Linked DNA regions of Homo sapiens: region 1 is linked to region 2. A link is an interaction called in ENCODE POLR2A ChIA-PET data of the cell type or tissue named here. Cell type or tissue: OCI-LY7. All regions are shown on one strand. Each heading gives the region's core, and the rest is flanking DNA. Links, peaks and the distances in the headings are about the cores only.

Evidence for each region. Peaks named below come from ENCODE experiments on the same cell type or tissue, not always from the same donor. Only the 100,000 strongest peaks of a DNase experiment are listed, where the experiment ranks them.
Region 1: POLR2A ChIA-PET joins it to region 2 with 29 read pairs; 10 of 35 experiments call an interaction of 5 or more read pairs at or near these places.

The regions. Positions count from the first base shown.
Region 1 is chr5:177,452,011-177,466,665 of GRCh38, forward strand. It overlaps PRR7 (proline rich 7, synaptic), which reads left to right. Exons shown (of 4, transcript NM_030567.5): 2 at 1,946-2,030; 3 at 2,819-3,484; 4 at 3,714-4,276. The coding sequence starts at 3,058. The coding sequence ends at 4,111. It overlaps DBN1 (drebrin 1), which reads right to left. Exons shown (of 15, transcript NM_001363541.2): 9 at 8,634-8,693; 10 at 8,422-8,545; 11 at 7,593-7,730; 12 at 7,088-7,258; 13 at 6,048-6,697; 14 at 5,645-5,747; 15 at 4,600-5,493. The coding sequence ends at 5,423. Among named protein-coding and RNA genes, the nearest start is that of PRR7-AS1, 11 kb to the left of the region's middle. RefSeq lists silencers at 1,855-1,944, 2,455-3,064, 2,514-2,745, 3,255-3,804, 3,895-4,034 and 1 more and enhancers at 2,350-3,050, 3,298-3,592, 5,157-5,857. In OCI-LY7, for the core only: CTCF peaks have their summits at 2,575 (motif pointing left), 3,480 (motif pointing right), 4,539 (motif pointing left), 4,746 and 1 weaker place; DNase peaks (open chromatin) are centred at 2,581, 3,501, 4,451, 5,761 and 2 weaker places; H3K4me3 peaks cover 3,694 bases; H3K27ac peaks cover 3,483 bases.
Region 2 is chr5:177,334,571-177,346,437 of GRCh38, forward strand. LMAN2 (lectin, mannose binding 2) reads right to left here. Exons shown (of 8, transcript NM_006816.3): 3 at 3,918-4,035; 4 at 3,136-3,215; 5 at 2,793-2,954; 6 at 2,566-2,680. It also overlaps the pseudogene RPS20P17. Among named protein-coding and RNA genes, the nearest start is that of LMAN2, 11 kb to the right of the region's middle. RefSeq lists enhancers at 1,453-2,078, 4,312-5,265. In OCI-LY7, for the core only: CTCF peaks have their summits at 1,773 (motif pointing left) and 1,980; a DNase peak (open chromatin) is centred at 1,781.

The sequences.
Region 1 (14,655 bases), core at 1-8,000, 120 kb after region 2:
GCTTTCATCCCCCTGCCGTGCTCCCAGTGAGTGTGTGGCCCGAGAAAACATGCAGAGCGATATGGTTCAAAAGCACTACAGATAAATCAAGATGCAACCCTAAAACATGTTCAAATAACCTTCAAGAAAGTAAGAAAAGAGAAACAGGAAACAGAACGTGAGTAATCAAATGGCAGACTTCGGTCCATCTGCAGGGCATCGCTCCGAGCACCTGAATGTGTTGGGTAGGTAGGAGGAGGCACGTATTGGCTACTACCAGTCTGGAGCAGTGTGGGCAGTGGAGGGAGTGGCTGGGAGCAGCAGGCTGCAGGCAGGCTCTGAGTCTGAAAGGCTCCCAGACAAGGGCAAGAGCTCACATAGTAAAGGAGCAGTAAGGGGGCATGGTTTTTTCGGGAGGCTTTGCCAAGTCTGGCCTGGTCAGGTAGAGCATTTTGAAAGGTCTGAATGAACCTCTGATGTTTATGTATTGAGCACCTATGGTCGGTTAGATGAGAGTCTACTGAGCACCTGGGAGGGAGGCTTCAGACAGGATTCCAGTCCCGTGGGCCTGCTGTGGCACTGCCGAGAAGACAGCGTTCAGTGTCAAATCCCTACCCACTCCACCTGGGGGTGGAGCCAGGTTGGGGCCAGGGGGCTAGTTATGTGACCTTAAGCAAGAGCCTTCCTCTCTTTGGCCCAAAGTTGCCTAGTTTATAAAATGCAGCTATGACGGCACCCAGCAGGTCCTGGGCGTGGCCTGCCCTGTATGGCCTAATGCCCCACCTGCTGAGCTGGGCGCCCTCAGGGCACAGAGGGCCCTCTCTTTTGTCTCTTGCTAACCTGGCGCTGCCATTACATCTCCCCTTCATCCTGTAGCTCTTTCTCACACTGCTATTCCACAGCAGAGTCGGGCTGGTGATCAGGCATGCCAGGGCCCTGGTGGGAAGGGATGGGAATGCATTTTGGCTGCTAGCTGGCTTGTCTGCCCAGTGCCCCCATGGCTGCCACTTACATCTGGCACAGAGTTTGGATTCAGACTCAGGCTAAATCCTAGCTCCTCCCCTTCTGAGCTGTGTGACCTGGGGCAAGTCATTCCCCTCTCTGAGCCTATCTCCCTGTCTATCAAATGGGCACAACCACCACAGACAAGGTGGTGTTGAAGAGAGGATTCTGCGTGGTCCTTGAAAGATATTTCTAATTCAGCTAAACCCCATCACCTCCAGCCCCAGAGTTACCTTTTCTGACCCAGAGCTGTTCCTGCCTGGCAGACCGGGGGACCTCTAGTTAGTGCCAGTTTCCTCAGAGCATTCCTGATGGCTCAGGAAAAGAATAACAGATGTAATTAACTCCCAGTGACTGGCAGCATCGTGTTTTTATCTGGGCTGCGTCACCATGGCAGCCTCATGGCAGGGTTGTCGAGGGGGCGGGCAGAGCTATGGTTCCTGCCATTGTCTGTTCTGGAACGCAGGCCCAGGAGAAGGGGACTGGCAAGGGCACCAAGTGGCACGTGGCTGAAGGCAGCCATGGAGTCAGACAGGAGCCATCTGGGGAGAAGTGTGGGGTGGCCATGGCCTGGCTTCCCCCCAGCCTGGGGCTCAGGCTCCCTGTGGCTCTCGAAGCAGTGTGTGTGTGCCTCGGGCACGCGGAGGGTAGGGTCCGTGGGGCTCCTGGAAGAGGCCCACAAAGTAGCCCAGGCAGCGCTACCCCCCACCCCACTCAGGCTAGAGTTTTGTGGCCAGGCCTGGGTTCAAATTATGGTGCTACCACCTGCCATCTACACAGCCAGTTGTTCCCCCAACTCCTCGTCTGTAAAATAGGAATCATTCCAGTTACCCCAAAGGCTTTCGTTCAAACCTGTGTGTATAAGGCATTCAGGAAAGGCTCAGTTCTGTTCTGTGGGGGCGGTGAGCAGTCACCTGCCACCCTTCACTCTCAGAGTCAGGGCTCCCTCCTACCTCCCTCTTAGGGTGCAAGGTTCCCCCTCTCACCCGCAGCTGTGGAGAGGAGGAAGCGGAACTAGAGATGCCCATCTGGAGTGAGTGCAGGACCAGGTGGGTACGAAAGACTAGCTTCCAACCCTCATCTAGTTTTCCTCCCCTCCGCGAGAGGGAAAGGGAGACGGCGGCCTGAAGACAGAGGCAGAGCCAAGTGGGGCTGTGCAAGGGCAGGAGGCGGGGAAGCGGAGTTGGAGCAGGCAGGGCGCCTGGAGGAAAGGAAGAGAGTGTGGCCCACGCCCGGCGCGGCGCGCTAGGCTCAGACAAAGGCAGGGCCGGTGGCACGCATTACCAGTCGGAGCCACCCGCCTGAGCCCCCCTACGGGAGCGGCGGGAGACCCGGAGGGCGCGGTGCGGAGCCAGTTGTTCCGGGCTTTGGGCAGCCAGGGGCTGCCAGGCGTCTGTACAGGGCGTCGGGTGGCTGTCTGTGGGGCTCTAGGAGATGTACCACCCTTTCCCCGCCGCACAGCAACGGCGCCGAGACGCCTCTTCAGGGACCTGGTGCGCACAGGCTCCTGAAACCCTTTGGCCCCGGGACTGCGGATGGCGAATCTCTCGTTCGGACTCAGAGCTGGAGTCCGTCCTTCGCGCGCCCCCTGCTGGCCCGCCTCGGCTCCCCTCGGCGCCCGGGCTCCGCGGCGGCGGCCGGGGCTCAGATCGGGGAAACCCTACCGGGGAAACCTCGAGGCGTGACGTCACCCTCCTCGGTGACGTCACCGGGCCCCCGGGGAGCGCGAGGTTCCCACGGAGGAGGCTTTCCCCGGACTGCGCAGGGCGCGGGCGGGGGCCGGGAAGTCGTTGGGGGCCGCGGCGCGCCTTCACTGCGCCCCGTGTCTGCCCTACAGGTCCCGCGCGGCCCCGGGTGAGGCACGCCCGCGCGCCCGCCGGCGCCATGGGAAGGAGCGGGCGCCGCTGCTGTCCCCCGCCGGCGCGCGCACGACTTGAGACCTGCCACGGGCAGCCCCCGGCCGCGGGTCCCCGAGTGACGCTGGCGGCACCTGAGAGTGTGGCGCGGGCCCGGGGCCACGCAGCGGAGCCCAGTGTCCAGTGAAGCGTCTGAGGACCCGCCGCCCGTGCCGCCGCCATGGTGATGTCCCAGGGCACCTACACGTTCCTCACGTGCTTCGCCGGCTTCTGGCTCATCTGGGGTCTCATCGTCCTGCTCTGCTGCTTCTGCAGCTTCCTGCGCCGCCGCCTCAAACGGCGCCAGGAGGAGCGACTGCGCGAGCAGAACCTGCGCGCCCTAGAGCTGGAGCCCCTCGAACTCGAGGGCAGTCTGGCCGGGAGCCCCCCGGGCCTGGCGCCGCCGCAGCCACCACCACACCGTAGCCGCCTGGAGGCGCCGGCTCACGCGCACTCGCATCCGCACGTGCACGTGCACCCGCTGCTGCACCACGGGCCCGCGCAGCCGCACGCGCACGCGCACCCACACCCGCACCACCACGCGCTCCCGCACCCGCCGCCTACGCACCTGTCGGTGCCGCCACGGCCCTGGAGCTACCCGCGCCAAGGTGAGTACCGACCTCCGCCAGGGGGCGATCCGGGCCGCCGGAAGTGGGCGGGCGTTGGAGGGCTCGCTGCTTACCCTCAGGGCTTCCATCCGCAGCCTCCGGGAGAACACGGGCGGCGGCGGGCTCGGGTTCGGGCTAGGGCTGGGGCGCGGGCGGCCCCTGGCCGGGGCCTCTGCGAGAGGCTGGGAACCGGCGGCCTCACCTCCTCCGACCGCCTCCCACTCCGCAGCGGAATCGGACATGTCCAAACCACCGTGTTACGAAGAGGCGGTGCTGATGGCAGAGCCGCCGCCGCCCTATAGCGAGGTGCTCACGGACACGCGCGGCCTCTACCGCAAGATCGTCACGCCCTTCCTGAGTCGCCGCGACAGCGCGGAGAAGCAGGAGCAGCCGCCTCCCAGCTACAAGCCGCTCTTCCTGGACCGGGGCTACACCTCGGCGCTGCACCTGCCCAGCGCCCCTCGGCCCGCGCCGCCCTGCCCAGCCCTCTGCCTGCAGGCCGACCGTGGCCGCCGGGTCTTCCCCAGCTGGACCGACTCAGAGCTCAGCAGCCGCGAGCCCCTGGAGCACGGAGCTTGGCGTCTGCCGGTCTCCATCCCCTTGTTCGGGAGGACTACAGCCGTATAGAGGGGCGCCCGGCGCCCCGGGCCCCACCGGCGGACTCCTGGCCTGACTGCGGGGCTTTTTAAATGCTTCCCTGGACTGCGGGGAGGGGCGGGGGGAGGGAGGGATTTCTTATCCCGTTTGTTACATTTTGAGGATAATAAAGGTGTGTGATCTGGTTTGGTACAAGCGGAGGGTGCACCGGCTGCTTTCGCCCAGGGTTCTGTGTGACCAGACAAGCCGGGGCCTTGGCGGGAAGGACCCTCAACGTGCGTTTCCGCCACAACAGAACCTAAGGGTACAGCACTAAGTCTAAGACCAACCCTTCTCCGGTGGTTGTAGGTGCCAAGCGGCTTCCCCTGGGAGCCTTAGCCCCTAGCACCGCCCCCCCACCCCGCCCCCGCCTGGCGGGCCTTGGAATTAGGGTGAGGACGCCCCCTGGTGGCAAGGAGGTGCTGCGGCCTCGGAGGTGGGAGGAGTTGGGAACCTGGGTCAGGGCAGGCGGCAGCCCGAAGGGATCTGGATTTCTTTATTAACAGACATGAGCACGACCCGTTACAGAAGTTTGTGCTTTCCAAAAAAAAAAAAAAAAAAAAAAAAAAAACAGTTACTAAACGTGAAAAAGGAACCCAAGCAAAGAGGAAGGAGTTGGGGAGGGGCCACCAAAGCCCCTGGGCCCCATCCATAGCCCTGACCTGAACCGCGCCTAGGGCCTCCAACCTGGGACCTGCCCGGCAGGAGACGGGGGGTAGCCGAGGGGCCCCAGCTGGGCCTGCTACTTCCTTTGGGCCAGACAGGAAGGGGTCAAAAGAAGGGCGGGGAGGGGGTCCCAGGGAGCCAGAGCCCACGAGCCATTTATTGCCATGTTTTAAAATTCGTGCAAAATATCTGAAGCCCTGGACAGAGAATACAAAGTGATATTTTCCCAAGAAACATAAAACTAGGAAAAGAGGTGGGGGACATTTTCCCACCAGAGCTCCCCCCACGCCAGGCCCCAAGCAGGGTGAGGCCTCCAACCCGGCCAGCTGAGCAGGGAGGACTAAGAGCTACAATCTGGACCAGGGAAGGAGGGGTGGAATTTGCAACAGCGTCTCAACTACCAACGAGAGGAAAGCCAGTCAACTGTACAAGTCTCCTATCAACTTTTTAAAAAAAGAGAAAAGCTGTAAAAGTCAGGCCCTGTGGGTAGGGAAGCGGCCAAGTCCCCAGCCAGGGCCGGAATCCGGAGTGGGTGCCAGGCGGAGCTGCTGCGAATGCAGGCACGGCGGGCCGTCTGGCCAGAGGCTGATGCAGGTGGGCGGCCTTGGCAAGGGTAGCCTAGGGCTGGCGCCACCGCTAATCACCACCCTCGAAGCCCTCCTCCTCTTCTGGAACTGGGTCTGCATCCCAGCATGTGATGTCGATCTCTGTGGCGTTAGAAAGGGAGAGGAGTTAGGGACCTAGCAGACCGCTTGTGTCCCCAGCCTCTGTGAGCGGTGGGTAGTGGTGGGGTGGCTACCCACACTCAAATCCAGCCCCCGCACCCAAATTCCTCCCCATCATCCAGCCCAGTACTACCTGGAGGCTTGTTGTAGAACACAGGAGGCGGAGCCTTGGCACAGAGCTCTTCCGATTGGGCAAACTCCTCCTCCTGTGATTGACTGAAGTACCCCTCACTGGCCTGCAGGGGAAAGCATCAGGTCACTTGGCCCCACCCAGCAGGACTGGGGCTGACCTATCAGGCCTGAGCCCGTTTCCCCAGCAACCAATGATTCCATCAGTGGTTGCCAGGGAAACAAGGATGCCTGCCTTGGGAACAAAAGCAGAGCCGGCCCAGGGAGGGAGGGTGGGATGGACTTCCCCTCAAATAATGTGGGTCACAGAGAAGGGGGTACTGGTGCAAGCATGAGGAATGCAGGGCCAGCACCCTGCTCAGCCCCCACTCCCTCCCATCCCTCCCACCAGGCAGTCCCTGCCGCACCTGGGTCCCCTCCTTCTGGGTGGTCTCGCCATTGGTTAGCAGGTGGGGCTCCGGCTCCTGCTCTTGCTCCAGCTCCTCAAGGGCTGAGGGCAGAGTTGGGGTCTGGGGGGCAGCCAGGGACTCCCCTTCCACTTCCTCTGGGTCACAGAAGGTGGCTGGCGGCTCAGGCAGCTCATCAAAGTTGAGAAGGGTGGCACAGCCTTCGCCTGCTGGCAGCAGTGGCTCCGGAGCCACCTCATCCAGCAGGGGCACCTCTGCCAGGGTGACCTCAGTACCCGAGGGTGGCGTGGGGGCCCTGGGCTCACCCTGGAGTGTGGAGGCCCCTTCCCCGTTGCCAGGCCATAGGTCAATGAGGCTGGTGGCGGCGGGGGGTACGTTGTTGGCAACAGTGGTGTCAGCAGTGGCAGTGTCAGTTTCAATGGTGTCAGCTGCATCGTGGATCTCCGTGGCGTCAGCTGTGGCAGGCTCCACGGGAGCAGCCAGGACAGCCTGCTCTGCAGACTCCATGAACATCAAGTCCTCTGCAGGGCTGCCTGGCCCCCGGGGAGGCGCCTGTGCCTGAGGGGGCTCCTCCATGGGGCCGGCCCAGGCCTGAGGGGCTGCTGCTCTGGTCTCCTCACTGTCTAGGATGGGGCTGGGCTCCTGGGTCTCTGTCACAGCACAGGCAGAGGAGATATGTAACCGGCTCCCCTCGGGGAGGATGGAGACCCTGCCCACCCACTAAGGAGTGAGGGAGCCAGGGACTTCCATGCAGGTGTCCCACTGCCCCCTTACCCAGTGACCCCAGTGACTTTAAGCCCCTTGGCAGCTCCGGGAGGAAGGCCAAGGCCCGATTCCCACTTGAGAGGGCGGGTGCTAAGCTTTAGAGAGGGCAGGTCTGACTGTACACCAGGGCTCCTCCCCACACAGCCGCCTCCAGGGCAGTGCAGTCTTGGTGATGGGTGGCCCAGATCCCTGGAGAACGGTTACCATGGCAACCTGGGGCTCCCAGCCAGGGACTGATGATGGGAGGCCTGGTGCAGGTAGCATCCCTCTCTCACCTTGGGCTGGTGGGGGTGGCGGTGGCAGTGGTGGAGGCTGCGAGGAGGTGACCTCATCCAGGGCCCGCTCTATCTGCTCAGCGACAGGGGTGGAGGCGGTGCTGGAGTCAGACGGGCTCCGCGTGGGGATGGGAGTGGGCGCCATCCTCCGGTGGCTGTCCAGGTGGCTGCCTGTGGAACAAACCCCAGGTGGGTCAGTGAGGGCGGGGGAGCCGGGTGAGACAGGATTGTCCACCTTGGGGCCTGGCCAGCACCTCCTCTCTGGAATCTGGGTGGGGGCTGGGAGCTCTCCAGCCCCACCAGGGGCCAGACTACAGCTCCAGACCCTGTAAGCTAGGCCCCTGGAGGCCAGTGCCCCATAAGGCCAGGGGCAAGAGGCAGGCAGTGCCTGCCCTGGGGGCAAACACCAGAGATCAGCGGTCAGACTGGGGGAGTGAGGGCGGGGGGCTGCTGGGAAGCGGGGCCCTCCTTACCACCCCCGCCGAGGCCTGGGGCTGCTACCTACATGGGAGGGAGGAAGAGAGGTTTGGGGTGCGGTGGCAGGTGATATAGGGAAAGGGAGTCCGTGGAGGGGAGGAGGAGGAAGAGGAGGAGGAGGAAGGCCCACTGTCCGATGCCTTTATGAAAGGGCAGTACGGACGACCTGCCGAGAGAGACAGACAGAGAAAGAGACAGAGGACAAGAGAGGGTCAGTCTCCCCCACCCCTGCCCGAGGCCTCTCCCGCCCCCAGGGCCTGGCCCTGGATGTCCAAGCTGCCTTCAGCCAGGGGCACAATCAGCCAAGCCAGCCGCAGCCTCACACCAGCCCCAGACACACAGCCAGCCTGGGAGCAGTACAGCAGGGACGGCCTGTGGCGGGACCCCAGCATGGGGCAAGCACACTCAGACCAGCAGACAGGGCAGGGAAGAGCTTCAGGAGAGGCGGAAGCAGCACACTGAGAAGCGGAACGGGGACACCTGGGTGCAAGCTCCGGGAGGCTCCCTCAGGCCCGGGGCAAGAGCCCAGCACGCATGCATTCCGGCCTTCCAGGCCAGACCTAATTCACCCCAGCCGAGCTGCTCCCCGTGGCCAGCGCTGTGCCTCAGCCCATGCCAGAGCTGCCCCACAGGCCCTAGCACTCCCCACTGTTCAGCCACAAGCGACTTCACCACCATCCCTGGCCCTTCTTGGGGTCCTGCCACCTGGGAAGTGGTGGGCGGATGCACGCTGGATGAAGGGTCTCGCCTTCTCCAAGGGTTGCTTGGGCAAGGCCTCCCTTCTGAGAGAGTCCCAGAGAGGCTCAGGGCCGCAACCTGAGGAGTGGGGCCGGACGGGGGGTGGGGCCTAGGACTACCTGGTCGATGGTTGAAGGGCGAGGGTACATCACAGCTGCCCGCAGAGGCCGATGCGACTCTTTCCTGCTGCTTGAAGAACTCCCTTGGGTTGTCAGGCCGCTGGGCAATAATAGCTGCTGCCTCCTGAGGGCACGAGGAAAAGGTTGGGGCTGGGCCAGGCAAGCTGAGATAGCCCTGTCTGCCTCACCTGGCTGGTGCCCCCAGCTCTCACCTCCACCTCCGACTCTGACTTCTTCATGTGGGTCTCTTCCTCCTCATCCCGATGGTCACCCTAGAAACCAAAGGGACAGTGTCTGGTGCACCTACCCCCCACAGGGGCTTTTGGCCTTCTTTTTTACTGTATTTTATTTATTGATTTTGTTTTTAAGACAGGTTCTCGCCCTACCACCCAGGCTGGGGAGCAGTGGTACAATCACGGCTCACTGCAGCCTCTGCCTCCTGGGCTCAAGCAATCCTCCCACCTCAGCCTCCCGAGTAGCTGGGACTACAGGTGTGCACCACCATGCCCGGCTAATTTTAATTTTTTGGTAGAGATGGGGTCTCCCTATGTTGCCCAGGCTGGTCTCAAACTTCTGGGCTGAAGGGATCCTCCTGCCTTGGCCTCCCAAAGTGTTGGGATGGATTACAGTCATGAGCCACCAGTGCCCGGCCTTCTGGCCTTCTTTTTTTTTTTTTTTTTTTTTTGAGACGGAGTCTCGCTCTGTCGCCCAGGCTGGAGTGCAGTGGCGGGATCTCGGCTCACTGCAAGCTCCGCCTCCCGGGTTCACGCCATTCTCCTGCCTCAGCCTCCCAAGTAGCTGGGACTACAGGCGCCCGCCACTACGCCCGGCTAATTTTTTGTATTTTTAGTAGAGACAGGGTTTCACCGTTTTAGCCGGGATGGTCTCGATCTCCTGACCTCGTGATCCGCCCGCCTCGGCCTCCCAAAGTGCTGGGATTACAGGCGTGAGCCACCGCGCCCGGCCCCTTCTGGCCTTCTTACAGCCCCCATGCTTCTTTCGCAATCTGGCAGGAAGGGTTTCAGAGGTGGTACCTCTGCCCCGTCAAACCCTGTCACACAGCCCCTCTCTTCCCTCAGGGCCCTCAGCCACCTCATCTCTGACCTGCCAGGCCTCTGGGCACCAGGCTCACTCACTCACTTGCTCATCCCCATATCTAAGCAGGTGCCTAGGGCCCTCCAGAAGTGCTCCTTGTTTTGCAGATAACTTCTTGGACCTCCTACCCTAGTGCCGGGGCCACCATGCTCCCAATGTTGCTGCCTGGACCGTGGCATCATGGTCCAGCCTTCCTCACTGCTACCTGCCTTATTTGCTCTCCATAGGCCCTGAAAGGACCTTTCCAAAATGCGGATCAGACCATGATTTTCCTGAGCTTAAAATCCCTCAGGGGTTCCCATGAGCCACAGCAAGCACTGGCTAAATATGACCCACAGATGGCTTTTGTTTTGCTGGTATGATATTTTTAAACCATGTTCATTAGTTACCACCACTTAAAAACCAGGAACTTTCATACTGAGATGAGGGTCCCAGTTTCTCTTGAGGTGACAGAGCCCTGGCGACATCACCTGCAAGCCCGGAGCAGCCATCACCGGGGCCTCGCCGCAGCCCCCTTAAGACAGGCGTGTGCCACCCGCTCACCCCCGGCCCCACCATCGCCTACTGGCTTCACCTGCCCACTGCACACGTTGTTTTGGGTGGGCAGCGCCCGCACTTGGCCTACGTCCCCCACCCCTGCCTGACCTAGCCGTCACCTCTCCAACACCACCCCCTGCCGGCCCCCACCCCAAGGCTCCCACATACTGTGAGATGTAGACATCAAGTCCTCAGCACGACGCAGTCAGTTCCCAGAACAGGCACACCCGTTCCCACCTCCAAGCCTCAGCATGGGAGACTGGCCTCCCTCCCAAATGCCTGCTCCCCACCCGGGGGCCAGGCCCTCTGGTTTCCAGCTGCAGCGTGGCCACTGCTTCCTGGGGAAGGACCTCTGAACAAGAGGCTTGTTCAGGTCATTTCCTCCTCTGGGTCCCCACAGGGTGCTCCTGGCTTCCACCACGATGACACCACATCCTAAGTTCCTGTTTCCGGAGGCACCTCCCCCCTCCGCTGTGAGCAACGCAGGATGAGGACCGGGGTCTCCGGGTGGGTGGCCAGCACAAGGCGGGCGCATGTTTGCTCAACTGCACTCACACACCAAAGGCTTCTTAGTCGGTGTCCCCTGCTGCTCAGGTGGCAGCTTGGGCAGGAGGGGCTGCTAAGGTGGTGAAGTCCCAGGGCTGCTCTGTTTTTGAGCCTATAATCTAAAATTTTAGCTTATGTCAGGAGCACTGGGAGAAGGGCCCTTCGTAGTATCCCACCTCAGGAGGGCTATCACCTCAGTGATAACTTTGTGACCCCCAGAATGAAGTCTAAACTCCTCCTCTGCCCTTGCTCTCCTTTCCCAATCAAATCTCCCCCACTCCTCAGCCCACGGGGTTCCAGTCAGCCTAGGCTCTTCACCTTCCCATGAGCCTGTGTCCCACCAGCCTTTGCTGCTCTGCCCACTGCCTGCTGTAATCTCAGTTGGTTCCTCTGCCTTGTTCAAAGAAAGGACCAGAGGCAACTACCACAAAGGCTTTTTTTTTTTTAATCTGAGACAGAGTCTTTCACTCAGGCTGGAGTGCAGTGGCGAGATCTCGGCTCACTGCAAGCTCCGCCTCCCGGGTTCACGCCATTCTCCTGCCTCAGCCTCCCGAGTAGCTGGGACTACAGGCGCCCGCCACCACGCTCGGCTAATTTCTTGTATTTTTTAGTAGAGACGGGGTTTCACCATGTTAGCCAGGATGGTCTCGATCTCCTGACCTCATGATCCGCCTGCCTTGGCCTCCCAAAGTGCTGGGATTACAGGCATGAGCCACTGAGCCCAGCCCTCCACAAAGGCTTTAATAAACTACCAACCATGTGAACACTGAAACAAGTAAGGCCCAGAGGGAGGAGAGAGATCAACGCACTAACCACATGGGTCAAAGCCACTGCTGTGCCTAAAGCATTTTCAGATACACGGGAGCTCCCCTGCAGGCCAGGCAAAAAGGGAACTCAGATATGGAACACAATTCGTAACAGGGGAGAGAAAGCAACAGCTCCTTAAGCCAAGAGAAAGCATTTCACAGTGCTAAATCCCAAAGTCTCTCGCATATTCCCTTCCTTAGAGGACCTGAAATTGAAAGGGTACCACACTGACCTGCTAGAATGTCCACTGTCACTCTCACGTGAACTATACTTGAAGGGCCAGATGGGACTATAAAATAATGGTAAGCTCCTTCAGACTTTACCTGAAATGTTGATAACTGGTGAAAATAAATCAGCTCAGGGGGTTCACAACACTATTCTGTCTACCTGCATGTGTGTATGTTTGAAATGTTAGCAAAAAAATAAACTTTATCAGGGCTGGGTGCAGTGCACTTTGGGAGGCCGAGGTGGGAGGATCACCTGAGGTCAGGAGTTTGAGACCAGCCTGGCCAACATGGTGAAACCCTGTCTCTACTAAAAATACAAACATTAGCCGGGCATGGAGCCGTGCACCTGTAATCCCAGCTACTTGGGAGGCTGAGGCAGGAGAATCGCTTGAACCCAGGAGGCAGAGGTTGCAGTGAGCTGAGATGGCGCCATTGCACTCTAGCCTGGGGGACAAGAGTGAGACTTCATCTTAAAAAAGATAAATAAATAAAAATAAATAAATAAATAAATAAACTTTATCAGGCAGGGTGCGGTGGCTCACGCCTGTAATTCCAGGACTTTGGGAGGCCGAGACAGGTGGATCACGAGGTCAGGAGTTCGAGACCAGCCTGACCAACACGGTGAAACCCTGTCTCTACTAAAAATACAAAAATTAGCTGGGCATGGTGGTGCACGCCTGTAATCCCAGCTACTCAGGAGGCTGAGGCAAGAGAATCGCTTGAACCCAGGAGGCAGAGGTTGCAGTGAGCTGAGATTGTGCCATTGCACTCCAGCCTGGGCGACAGAGCAAGACTCTGTCTCAAAAAAATAAAAATAAATAAATAAATAAACTTGGCTGGGTGAGGTGGCTCACACCTGTAATTCCAGCACTTTGGGAGGCCGAGGAGGGCAGATCATGAGGTTAAGAGATCGAGACCATCCTGGCCAACATGGTGAAACCCCATCTCTACTAAAAAGACAATAAATAAATAAATAAATAAATAAATAAATAAATAAATAAATAATAAACTTTATCTGCTGGGTGCGGTGGCTCATGCCTGTAATCCCGGCACTTTGTGAGGCCGGCGGGTGGATCACCTGAGGTCAGGAGTTCAAGATCAGCTTGGCCAACATGGTGAAACCCCATCTCTACTAAAAATACAAAAATTAGCCAGGCGTGGTGGTGGGCGCCTGTAATCCCAGCTACTTGGGAGGCTGAGGCAGGAAAATCACTTAAACCTGGGAGGCAGGCCGGGTGCAGTGGCTCACGCCTGTAATCCCAGCACTTTGGGTGGCTGAGGTGGGCAGATCATGAGGTCAGGAGATCGAGACCACCCTGGCTAACATGGTGAAACCCCGTCTCTACTAAAAATACAAAAAATTAGCCGGACGTGGTGGCGGGCACCTGTAGTCCCAGCTACTTGGAGGCTGAGGCAGGAGAATGGTGTGAACCTGGGAGGCGGAGCTGGCAGTGAGCTGAGATGGCGCCACTGCACTCCGGCCTGGGCGACAGAGCGAGATTCCGTCTCAAAAAAATTTAAAAAATAAAAAAATTTTAAAAAACCTCACTCTGAAAGGATAAATAAAATGTGGTATATCCATACAATGGAATATGATTCAGCCTTCAAAAAGAAGGAAATTCTGATGCATGCTACAACATGGATGAATCTTAAGGACATCATGCTAAGTGAAATAAGCCACACGCAAAAGGACAAACACCGTGCGATTCCACTGATAGGCAGTCTCCAGAGTAGTCAACTTCATAGAGACAGAAAGTGGAATGGTCGTTGCCAGGAGCTGGCGAGTGGGGAAGGGCAGAATTTGTGTTTAATGGATGGTGGTGGTGGTTATCCTACAATGTGAATGAATTTAATGCCGCTTAATGAAATGCAGATTTTAAAATGACTGAAATGGTACATTTTATGTATTTTGCCACAGTTACATACATGTGGCCAGGCGCGGTGGCTCACGTCTATAATCCCAGCACTTTGGGAGGCCGAGGCGGGCAGATCAACCGAGGTCAGGAGTTCAAGACCATCCTGGCCAACATGGTGAAACCCAGTCTCTACAAAAACACAAAAATTAGCTAGGCATGATGGTGTGCGCCTGTAATCCCAGCTACTCAGGAGGCTGAGGCGGGAGAATCGCTTGAACCTGGGAGATGGAGGTTGCAGTGAGCCAAGATCACGCCATTGCATTCTACCCTGGGCGACAGAGTGAGACTCCATCTCAAAAAAAAAAAAAAAAAATACATGAATCAACTTATGAAAAAAAGATCTTACCCAGCTCGTTCTCCACCATGTTCTTTATGTGGCAGGTGGCAGGTGTGTGTTGAATGAATGACTGAGGATGGAGCTTACCAGCCACACATCATCCCCACCCCATCCAAGGGCAGATGTGACTGGAGTGACTTAATGCTGCTGCCTGCAGGACTGTCTTGCCTCCTCTCTCTCAGCCTCCTGTGGGTGACTCCGGAGCCCGTTTGAGTCCCCACAGCCATGCATCTGCCCATTACAGTCCCAATCCAGATGAGTATCAACCCACCTCCCTTCCTGAACTGAGCCATGCTCAGTCCTGAATGACATTAGCTATTTCCAAAATACTAAATTCAAAGCATGGAGATGTGACTCTGCTGTGATTCTCAGGGACCAATCCACAGGACCTACGGGCCATTCCCAATGTGTGGAGATTCAGACAGTACCCCTGGAACAAAGGGGCTGCTCCCAGGGAGATGCTGCTCCCAAGGAGATGGTACACACTGCCTGCAGATGCTCAGCACTGGCCCAGGCTCACCCATGCCGCCTGCCTCACTCCTGTGGCCCCTCAGAGTGCAGAACAGTGTCTAATCGCCGAGAAACCCCAGGGCAGGGGAGGGGGAGCCTGGTCAGTGAGGGTCTGGGTCTAGATGGAGTTTCTCTTCCAATCTAGAGCACAAGCTTCTCCAAAGTAGTCTTTTTCCACGGCCAGAGGCCAGAGCCCCACGTGATGAGGTGCCAGGCCTCATGCTCCATGGCACCCTGTGCCCATGCAGCTCCCCAGAAC
Region 2 (11,867 bases), core at 1-8,000:
GTCACCAGCAATAAAAAAGAGAGGAGGCAGAGTGGAGAGAAAACAGTAAGGGCTTTACAAGCAGAATCATCTGGGTCTAAATCCTGGGGTCTGCCGCCCTCTTTGAGGCTCATGTTCCGCACATGTAGAGGAGTGATGATCTCCATCTGTGTGGTTGCCATGGCAAGTACATGAGAAGGGTCTACACCACACAGAAGATGGCCTGCCTGCAGAATAAGTGCTCAAAAACAGACCCGGGAAAGACCAACAGTCGCTGTGTGACTGGCTGAGAAGGCTGAGGTCCCAAGGGCAGGAGCCACCAGACATTCTTGCCACAGAGACCCACATACAGGCTGCAGGGGAACAACTCGGCAACCAGCTAAGGGCCTGAGCCTAACGCAGGTCAGCAGCTGTGCCTGAGGAGACTGGGGAAAGGCTCTGTCCAATGGCATGCACAGGGAAGAGCCCTGGCTTGACGCTGATGGATCACCCAATTGTAGAGATGAGGAGGCTGAGGCTCAAAGCCGACACGTGGGTCCTGGTCAGCCTGGGACTGGAATCTGAGGAAAGGCCTTGTTGAAGGGAGCAGGAATCTCTGGAGCCAAGGGGGGACCTAATGAGCAAGAGCTCGGCCAGGCACACAGTGTGAGAGCCGAGCATGCACAGCCCTTGGAGACGGCGAGCGGCCCTGCAGGACAAGGACCGGCCCTGGAGTCAGGCCCCAGTTCCCATCTGGGCTCTGCTGCTTCCTGCTCGTATCTTAGGAAAAATCCTTTCAGTTTTCAAACTCCCAATGGTTGAGTAAAAAGGGAACGAGATGGCCATCTGCCTAAAAATACATCAGGTGACATCACCCGTAAGGTGCCTGGCACTGATGACCCCTGACCAGTGGTCAGACACGGCTCCCCTCATGGTGCCTCCTCCACTCTGTGCTGGGCTCTCCCAACAGCTGTGAGAGCTGCCACCGGCCACAGCACTGGTGCTGCTCTGCTCCTATCAAGAACCCTCCAAAGACAAGGGCTGAAACAGTGTGATGAAGTTCCAGGCAACCCGGGGCAGGAGGGAAACCAGCCAGGCGCGAGCTGGAAATGATGAAAGCTGGTTGGCAGGAAGGGTGCTTACCAGACCTCTCTCCTCTGCTGGGTATGTGACTGAAAAACCCCCAAACAATGGATGTTCTGGGGTCTGAGCGGACCCAAGCACTTCCATGCTGAGAGAGGAGGCTCCTGGGCAGTGGGCAGACTACAGGCCCTGGAATGGGTCATCCTGAGGATAAACCGCCCATGTCAGGTCCCCCGTGTCACGTGCCAGTTCTGGTCAGGAGCTGGCCCTGGGCCTGGCACCTGCTCAGGGCCCCAAAGAGAAACCGAGAACCACAGCCAAGGGCCACCACGGCCTGGTGACCAGTGAGGCCTGAGCAGGTTAGAGGCACCCCAGTGCTCGCTGAGCACCTGCCCTGGGCCAAACAGCCATTTATAGAGCTTACAATTGAGCAGGAGGGCCAGAGACAATAAAATTAATTACTCGGTAGACTCAAAGATGGTAAATATTATGAAGAAAAATAAAGCCAGCAAAGATGCTGGGGAGTGGGCTGGGGACACAGGAGGGGGCACGACATTCCACGAGGGCATCAGGGAAGGCCGCACTGAGGAGGTAACATCTGAGCAAGGCCCTAGGAGACAAGGGTGAAACAGCCGGGGCAGGAGGGCACAGGCGCATCCAGGCAGCAGCTGGAAGCCACAGTAGGCAGGGGGAGCAGTGAGCAGGGAGCCAGAGGTGGCAGGGCTGGCACAGAGGCCCTGGCGCCCCCTGCAGAGCTCTGCGCAGAGCAGCAGGAGGCCTCACACGGGCTGAAGGCGATTACTGAAGGCGATTACACGGCTGCTGTGCTCACGAGAGACTGTTGGGGGCTGGTGAAGGAGGGGACCACTTGGGAGACTCCTGTGAGAGACACTGGTGGCCTGAAGCCGCCAGGTAGTCAGGGAGGGGAGGGAAGTGGTGAGACGTGCTGTGAAAATAAAGCCACAGGGACTGTTGATGGACCAGAGGTGCCATGTGAGAGAAAGAAGGGTCCGGAAAGACAGCAAGCAAATAGAGGGGCACAGGTGCCACTGACATCCCGATGGGCAAGATGTGGCCTCAGCTGTGGGCACAAGGGCTGAGCAGGTCCAGAGCGGTCTGGGCTGGAGATAAATCTGGGAATCTACATTGCCCAAATCTAACTGACCCGCTGCCTCCTGTTGATGGGGAAGGTTGCCAAGGGACCGTTCAAGGCCTGAGGCCCGGACAGGCCATTTACAGAAGAAAGGAGGAGGAGGAACACAGCCAGGTGAGCTCAGAAACCACAGGAACTGAGGCCCGGACAGGCCATTTACAGAAGAAAGGAGGAGGAGGAACACAGCCAGGTGAGCCCAGAAACCACAGGAACTGAGGCCCGGACAGGCCATTTACAGAAGAAAGGAGGAGGAGGAACACAGCCAGGTGAGCTCAGAAACCACATGAAGGCAGGCAATCAACTGCATGGAAAGCTCCCAGTCCCTCAGGGTGAGCTGGGCTGGGAACCAACGCCTGGCCCGGCCCACTCACCAGACAGGTCGCCGGTGCCGGCGGAGGCCCCGAAGTAGTAGCCGGTGGGCAGGCGCACTCCCGTGATGTCAATGCAGTTCTTCCACTCGTTCTTGTCCTCCAGGTCGGTCATCACCTGCAGGGCCCAGCACGCTAAGCACCTCGCAGGACAGCAGCCTGCCCTCCTGAGCCTCTGTGGGACCAGCACAGGGCCACCAGCTGCCACCCCCACCGCCTAGCCTGCTCACCGTCAGACGGCCCCGGGAGTAGCGCACAGCCAGGAAGGTGTCGTGATCGCGGTTGCGGAAGTCAGCCGTGCAGCCCGCCAGCTCGGTCCAGCGCCCATCCTTGCTGTGGTCGTAGGACAGGGAGCCATTGTTCACCATCACCGAGATGTACGGGAACACGCGCTGGGACCAAGACATCGGTTACTCCACAAGCAGCCCAGCCTGTGGGGCGAGCAGGGGCACCCACCACCCCAATCCCTGGAGGCTCCTCTTGTGCTGGGACCATGGAAGTCCCAGGGCCCCCTCCTCTAGCCGACTGCCCAGTCCTTCCTTTCCTGCTCAGCAGGATAGAGCAGGGGCCTACCTCAGTGGTCTCATCATTGGGGTAGGTGTCCAGGAAGATGGCTAAGCCGTGGAAGTTATCTTTGCTTCCAAACACAGGCCCTAGAATTATAAGCAGATGCTCTCAGAATGGGAGAAACAGGAGCCGTCCCATGGGTACCTAAAAGGCAAGCAATGCCAACATGGGTGGGGGCAAGAGAGCCCAACCCACTGGCCATTCACCGAGAGAGAAGGGATCGTGAAAGGAGAAAGCTGAGGCTTTCTCCTCAGAAGTGGGGGGTCTAGGCATATGACACAGAGGACTCAAGTTTGAAGGCTGAACTGTGAGGGGACTGAGGCAGATGTCAGGTGTCAAGGGGGTACCTGGCCTACAAAAAACAGTGAGCCACAGGACAGCCCTACCCAGGAGGCTCTACCCTCTATACTAGGGGCAGCAAACATTCTGTGAAGAGCCACCAAGGAAACACCTCAGGGTCTGTGGGCCACATGCAGTCACAGCCACACAGTCTTCATGTTTTGGCTTTTTTACAACAATAACTGTTTAAAATGGTAAAACCAGGCCAATGAGGGTGTAGGGTTGAGCTGCAGGACCCAGCTGCTCCTCTCCCCTCAGTGACCTTCCTTCCAGAGCCAGGCTCCTTCCGGAGGCGCAGGACTTTATCCACGGGAGGCAGCACTTTCCTAACAGGAGAGGAGACGCTGGTCCCCACGAGCCACAGGCAGCCCCACCCCACCTCCCTAGGGGGCCAGCAGCCATGCCCGTGCCCACCCCCACAGGGCCCAGCTGAGCGAACACCAGCCCACCTGGCACGAGGCGGTCCCGGGTGTACCACAAGGCGATGCCGTCTCCATGGAGGTTCTTCTTCCCTGTGCCGTGGACTTTGAAGTGGACGTGCATTTCCCAGTCTTTGAGGAAGCACGGCTGGAGGGAGAGCAGAATGGGCTGCTCAGAGCTCCCCAGGGCCTTCCAGCAAGCTGGAGGCAACCCCAGCACGGCCCCTGCCCCACAGACCTCTCTTCTCTCCCCAGCTAAGACTGGGCACTCCTTGGCACAGGGCCACAAGTGCCACTGACCACAGACCCCTAAATGTTCTGGCCGTGAAGGGAAGAGACTGTTGGGCACCAGGTGAGGTGGGGGAGGCCAGTGTTCCAAGGCTGCCTGAGGCCCAGACCCCGCCAGCAGACCTCAGGCTGCTCCTGAGTAGGTTTAGGTGGCTGCCACACTGTTCACCCTCATTACCAGCCAAACCCACCAGCCATTTCCTCTCCATCCACTGCTCTTGCCCTGGAACCTTCTGCAGACGTTACAACTCCTATTTGAGCAAAGTATTTTACAGGAAAACAAATTCAGAGGTGTAACAACTTGTCCAGAGCAGCTCAGTGGACTGTCTGGACTCACGCGCAGGGCTTTCTGACTCCGAGAGCTCTGCTCAGCGGACTGTCTGGATTCACATGCAGGGTTTTCTGACTCCGAGAGCTCTGCTCTGCCTTCAGTACTTCCCGCGGCCTGCAGGCCTTTCACATAAATTGCACCAGCCCCTTTCTGGTCACCCACATCCACTGCCACATCCACCCTGCTAACCAACCTTCCCAAGTGAGGAAAATCAGGCCGGGTCAGTGCTGCTGGCCTCAAGCCCAGGTCTGGCTGACTCCAAAACCCAGCCCTTCACCAGTTCACCTCCCCAGCCCAGCCTAAGTGTGGTACCAGCGCTGGGGATGAGAGCTGGTCAGGGTCGTGCTCTGGGACTCAAGGGCACCACCATGTGAGCTGGGGCAGGGATGGGCACCGCCTACGCCAAGGGAGAAAGCCTTGCCTTAGGCATCAGGAAGTCGCTTGTGAAAACTAAGGTGTCAACACACACGGTGACAAGAATCCACTTTCAGGAAGTCTGCAGATGGGTATGTAAGCAAGTGATTAAACAAAGACCCATCACAAAGGCAAACCCAAACAGGATGTTGACCTGTCAGACTGGCAACTGTGAAAAAGACCATTAACGTCCAATGCAGATGAGCATGAAGAGAAATGAATACAGGAGTAAAGGAACATGAACCAGTATTAATGATGGGTAATTCTGGGAGGGGGATTATGGCGACTGTTTACCATGTTTGAATAATGTATAATAAACATATTACTTCTGTGATCACAGAAAAATAAAAAACACTGTACCCCAATTTGAGCAATATGCTTCATGCATTCATTGATGCCACAGACTCACTGCTCCCACTCTGGGCACCAGGAACCCAGATAACAAAACCTAGGCCGAGTCCCCGAGAGCACAAAAGAATGGAAGATATAGAATTGTGGGTAAGAGACAGAGGAAACAGTGAGAGAGGCTAAGACTCATATAATTGGGATTCCCGAGTAAGATGTGAGAAATGAAGGCAAAGGAATATTTAAAGACGTCTAAGCACTTACTAAAACTGATTCAAAGACACGCCACAAACTTGAAAAGTCCTACAAACCAAAGGAGATGACTAAAAAGAAAACCATATTTAGGCACAAAAAAAGAAGGGAGGGATAGAGGAAACAGCAACAACAACAAAAAAGTTTTTTTTAACATGAAACTATTTTTTTCTAATTTTTTTCCCCGTGGTACAGCCCCAGGCAATCCTGAGAACGTGTGCCACAAAAGCATTTTTTCTTTCTTTTCAATTTCAACTTTTATTTTAGATACAGGGGCTACATGTGCAGGTTACATGGGTATACTGCACCCAGGCAGGGAGAACAGTACCCAATAGGTAGTTTTTCAACCCACGTCCTCCCCCATCTAGTCTGGAGTGTCTATTGTTCTCCTTAAAAACAGAGAATCTTGGCCGGGTGCAGTGGCTCACGCCTGTAATCTCAGCACTTTGGGAGGCTGAGGCAGGTGGATCACTTGAGGTTGAGGCCAGCCTGGCCAACATGGTGAAACCCCGTCTCTACTAAAAATACAAAAATTAGCCAGGCGTGGTGGTACATGCCTGTAATTCCAGCTACTTGGGAGGCTGAGGCGGGAGAACTGCTTGAATCTGGGAGGTGGAGGTTGCAGTGAGCCGAGATTGTGCCACTGCATTCCAGCCTGGGCAACAGAGTGAGACTCTTTCTCAAAAAAAATCAGACTCACTCTGTCGCCCAGGCTGGAGTGCAGTGGCACAATCTCTGCTCACTGCGAGCTCTGCCTCCCGGGTTCACGCCATTCTCCTGCCTCAGCCTCCCCAGTAGTTGGGACTACAGGCGCCCGCCACCACACCCGGCTAATTTTTTTGTATTTTTAGTAGAGACAGGGTTTCACCGTGTTAGCCAGGATGGTCACGATCTCCTGACCTTGTGATCCGCCCACCTCAGCCTCCCAAAGTGCTGAGATTACAGATGTGAGCCACCACGCCCAGCCTTTTTTTTTCTTTTTTTTTTTTTTTTTGTGAGACAGAGTTTCGCTCTTGTTGCCCAGGCTGGAGTGCAATGGCGTGATCTTGGCTCACTGCAACCTCTGCCTCCTGGGTTCAAGCGATTCTCCTGCCTCAGCCTCCTGAGGAGCTGGGATTACAGGCATGCGCCACTACGCCTGGCTAATTTTGTATTTTTAGTAGAGACGGGGTTTCTCCATGTTGGTCAGGCTGGTCTTGAACTCCCGACCTAAGGTGATCCGCCCGTCTCGGCCTCCCAAAGTGCTGGGATTACAGGCGTGAGCCACCGCGCCCGGCCATAAAAAAAATAATAATCTTAAAGAAAAAGGAACCAGAGGGAAAAAAGGCAATGACTCTCACAGGAGCAATAATCAGCCTGACACCCGGCTTCACGGCGGGAACAGCGGGAGCAAGAAGGCAGATGACTGATATGTTTGGAGATACAGGAAGGTAACAGCCAGCATGGGATTCTATACTCAGCAAATGTATCCTTCAAGAATGAAGGTAAAATAAAGATATTTTGAGACAAACAAACAAAAACCAAAAGAATTCATTAGCAGACTCACACTTTCATTCTTCAGGGAGAAAGAAAATGATCCCCATCCAGATGTAAAGTCAGATTCCAGAAGGAACGAAGAACAACAAATACAGTGACTATAAGGGTGAAAATCTAAATATCTGACTGCACAAAACAATGGGTTGTGTGATTTAAAACAGAAATAATTAAAACAAATGACAACAATAAATGGAGTTAAAGTGTGTTAGGATCCTTGCACTGTCCAGGAAGAAGGTAAAGTACACATTATCATTAGTCTTTGGTACAACATGAATGCCTGCTTTAAATTCTAGGGTGACCACTTAAAACTGAGAAAAGAGCATATAACTTTCAAGCTAATAGAAGAGGAAAAATAGGATAATAAAAATTAACCTAAAAGAAGACTAGAGAGAAAAATGAACAGAGAATAGGCAATTTGAATATATAGAGTAAGATAGCAGATTAAACCCAAATGTATCATATTTCATTAAATGTAAATGGACTAAATGCTAAATAAAAAAACAAAACCCAAGGGCACCTAGGATCTCTGTATTATTTCCTGCAACGGCATGTGAATTTATAATTATGTCAAAATAAAAAGTTTAATTTGAAAAGTAAAGAGGCCAGGTGCAGTAGCTCATACCTGTAGTCCCAGCACCTTGGGAGGCCATCATGGGAGGTTTGCTTGAGCCAAGGAGTTCAAGACCAGCCTGGGCAACACAGCAAGACTCCATCTCTATAAAAAAAAATAATAATAAGTATATAAAGATCAGAGATCTAAACTTAAGAGCTCAAACCTGGCCGGTTGCAGTGGCTCACACCTGTAATCTGAAACACTTTGGGAGGCTGAGGCAGGTGGATCACCAGAGCGCAGAAGTTCAAGACTAGCCCAGGCAACACGGTGAAAACCTGTCTCTACAAAAAAATACAAAAATTAGCTGGGCCTGACTGCGCATGCCTGTAGTCCCAGCTACTTGTGGGGCTGAGGCAGGAGGATCACTTGAGCTGGAGAGGTCAAGGCTGCAGTGAGCCGTGTTCACGCCACTGCACTCCGGCCTAGGCAATAAAATGAGACCCTGCCTCAAAAAACAATAAACAAACCAACAAAAAAACCCTTTAAAACTCTTAGAAGAAAATCTAGGGAAAAAATGTTCATGACACTGGATTTAGTAAAGATTTCTTGGATATAGCACCAAAAGCACAGACAAAAAAAAAAAAAAGATAAATTGTACTTCACTAAAACTAAAATTTTTGTACATCAAAGAGCATGATCAAGAGGGTGAAAAGACAACCCACAGAATAGGAGAAAATATTTGCAAATCACATATCTGATAAGGGATTAATATCTAGAATATATTAAAAAACCCTAGGCCGGGCGCGGTGGCTCATGCCTGTAGTCCCAGCACTTTGGGAGGCCAAGGCGGGCAGATCACGAGGTCAAGAGATGGAGACCGTCCTGGCTAACACGGTGAAACCCTGTCTCTACTAAAAATATTAAAAAAATTAACTGGGCATGGTGGCAGGCACCTGTAGTCCCAGCTATTCGGGAGGCTGAGGCAGGAAAATCACTTGAACCCGGGAGGCAGAGGTTCCAGCGAGCCGAGATCGCGCCACTGCACTCCAGCCTGGCGACAGGGCGAGACTTCATCTCAATAAATAAATAAATAATAACAAATGTTGGCAAGGATGTGGAGAAATTGGAATCCTTGTGCATTGCTGGTGGGAATATAAAATGGTGCAGTTGCTACAGAAAACCGTTTGGTAGTCCTCAAAAAAGTAAAAATAGAATGACCGTATGATCCAGAGATTCTACTTCCTGGGTATATACCCAAAAGAACTGAAAGTAGGATTCAAACAGATACTTGTATACCAATGTTCACTGCAGCACTATTCACAATGGCAACAGATGGAAACAACCCAAGTGTCCATTACGAATAGATGAATACACGGAATGTGGTCTAGACACACACACACACACACACACACACACACGAATATTACTCAGCAACAAAAAGGAATGCAGTACTGACATATACTACAGTATGGAGGAACGTTCAACATATGCTCAGTAAAATAAGTCAAAGAAGACAAATATTGTATGCCTCCATTTATCATTTATGTGAGATGCCTAGAATAGTCAAATTTACAGAGATGAGGTAGAATGGTGGTTACCAGGGACTGTGGGGATGGGAGTGATTGTTAAATGGGTAGAGAGTTTCAGTTGGGATGAGCAAAGAGTTCTGGAGACAGACGGTGGTGATGGCTACACAGCAATGTGAATGCACTTAATGCCACTGACCTGTACACTTAAAAATGGTTAAAATGGGCCAGGCGCAGTAGCTCACGCCTGTAATCCCAGCACTTTGGGAGGCCAAGGCAGGAGGATTGCTTGAGGCCAGGAGTTCGAGACCAGCCCGGGGCAGCATAGTGAGACCCCAGCTCTACAAAAAATTAAAAAAAAAAAAATTAGCCAGGCACAATAGCACATGCCTTGTAATCCCAGCTACTCAGGACACTAAGCAGGAGGATCACTGGACTCCAGGAGTTCGAGGCTGCAATGAGCTAGGATTGCACCACTGCACTCCAGCCTCCGTGACAAAGTGAGACCCCCCCCATCTCTAAAAAAAAAAAAATTTTTTTTTAATTTTAAAAACTGGTTAAAATGGTACGCTTTGTTACTTTTTTTTTTTTTTTTTTTTTTGAGACAGAGTCTTGCTCTGTCGCCAGGGTGGAGTGCAGTGGCGTGATCTCAGCTCACTGCAACCTCTGCCTCCCTGGTTCAATTCTCCTGCCTCAGCCTCCTGAGTAGCTGGGATTACAGGAACACGCCACCATGACCAGCTAATTAGTTGTATTTTTAGTAGAGACGGGGTTTCACCATGTTGGCCAGGATGGTCTTGATCTCCTGACCTCGTGATCCACCTACCTCGGTCTCCCAAAGTGCTGGGATTATAGGCGTGAGCCACCGCGCCCAGCCTGTGTTACATACATTTTATCACAATAGAAATATTTGAGAAATTTGACCAGATGCAGTGGCTCACACCTGTAATCCCAGCACTTTGGGAGGCCGAGGCAGGCAGATCACCTGAGGTCAGGAGCTCAAGACCAAGCCTGGCCAACATGGTGAAACCTCGTCCTACTAAAAATACAAAAATTAGCCGGGTGCGGTGGCGGGCGCCTGTAGTCCCAGCTACTAGGGAGGCTGAGGCAGGAAAATCACTTGAACCCGGGAGGCAGAGGTTGTGGTGAGCCGAGATCGCGCCACTGCACTCCAGCCTGGGCAACAGAGTGAGACCCTGTCTCAAAAAAAGAAAAGAAAAGAAAAGAAGAGAAAGAAGAGAAGAGAAAAGAAAAGGAAGAAAGATTTGAGAAATTTTCTTGCATGTGCAGATGTGTACGTACAACAGTGGAAACATTTTTTTACATAGCCATGACATCTTTTAAATGCCATTGTCAGGCTGGGCGCAGTGGCTCATGCCTGTAATCCCAGCACTCTGGGAGGGCAAGGTGGGTGGACTGCTTGAGCCCAGAGTTCACGACCAGCCTAGTCAACATGGTGAAACCCTACTTCTACCAAAAAAAAAAAAAAAAAATTAGCCAGGCATGGTGGTGTGCGCCTGTAGTCCCAGCTACTCAGGAGGCTGAGGTGGGAGGATCACACCCAGGAGACCGAGGCTGCAGTGAGCCGTGATTACACCATTGCATTCCAGCCTAGGTGACAGATTAAGACCCTGTCTAAAAAAAAAAAAAAAAAAAAAAAGCCACTCTTTCAATGTCAATGTGTAGCCTACTGAAGAAAATAGTTTCATAAATTAATGGATTTAAAGGTAAAAAGGGTTAAAGTGGTAAATTTTATGTTATATGCATTTACAACATAAAAACAACACCCCTGAAGCCTAGTAATATACCATTTATAAGAGAAAACGCTAAAACATAAAGAAATGGGAAAAAGTAAAAGGACAGGAAAAATGTATCATGCAAACACTAACCAAAAGCAAGCTTCTGCTCCTTCAGGAAGACAGGGCCACAGGCGCTGCAGAGCTGTGGTCTGCCCGCTCCTGCTCCTGCCTCACCACTGTTTGCTCTGGCTGAGGAACAAGTTGGTCAGGAAGGCTCGCAGCAGCCATGGCATGCATTTATTTATTTATTTATTTATTTATTTATTTATTTATTTATTTATTTTTTGAGACAGTCTCGCTCTGTCGCCCAGGCTGGAGTGCAGTGGCATAATCTCAGCTCTCTGCTACTTCTGCCTCCCAGGTTCAAGCAATTCTCCTGCCTCAGCCTCCAGAGTAACTGGGACTACAAGCGCCCGCCACCACACCCAGCTAATTTTTGTATTTTTAATAGAGACGGGGTTTCACCGTGTTGGCCAGGATGGTCTCGAACTCCCGACCTCAGGTGATCTGCCTGCCTCGGCCTCCCAAAGTGCTGGGATTACAGGCGTGAGCCACCGCACCCGGCCCACCCACGGCTTTAAAGATACCTGAAGAAAACCTGCGGAGCCAGAGGTGACAATTCACTGAATCTGAATCACTTTAATGAGCTGCAACATAGAATCCCCAGAAAAGGTGTGTGCTGACTTGATCAGAGGAGCAAAGGAAAAGAATCTCAAAGTGAAAAGACCAGCTGGAACGCCTATCAAGGCTTCGAGAATCACCACAAGAAAAACTCCTTGTGAAGGTTCTAACACACGGGATCGTTTCCAGATGAGAATCCACAAGTGGCTCACTGACCTCCACAGTCCTTCTGAGATTAAGCAGATTACTTCCATCAGTATTGAGCCAGGAGTTGAGGTGGAAGTCACCATTGCAGATATTTAAAGTTGACTATTT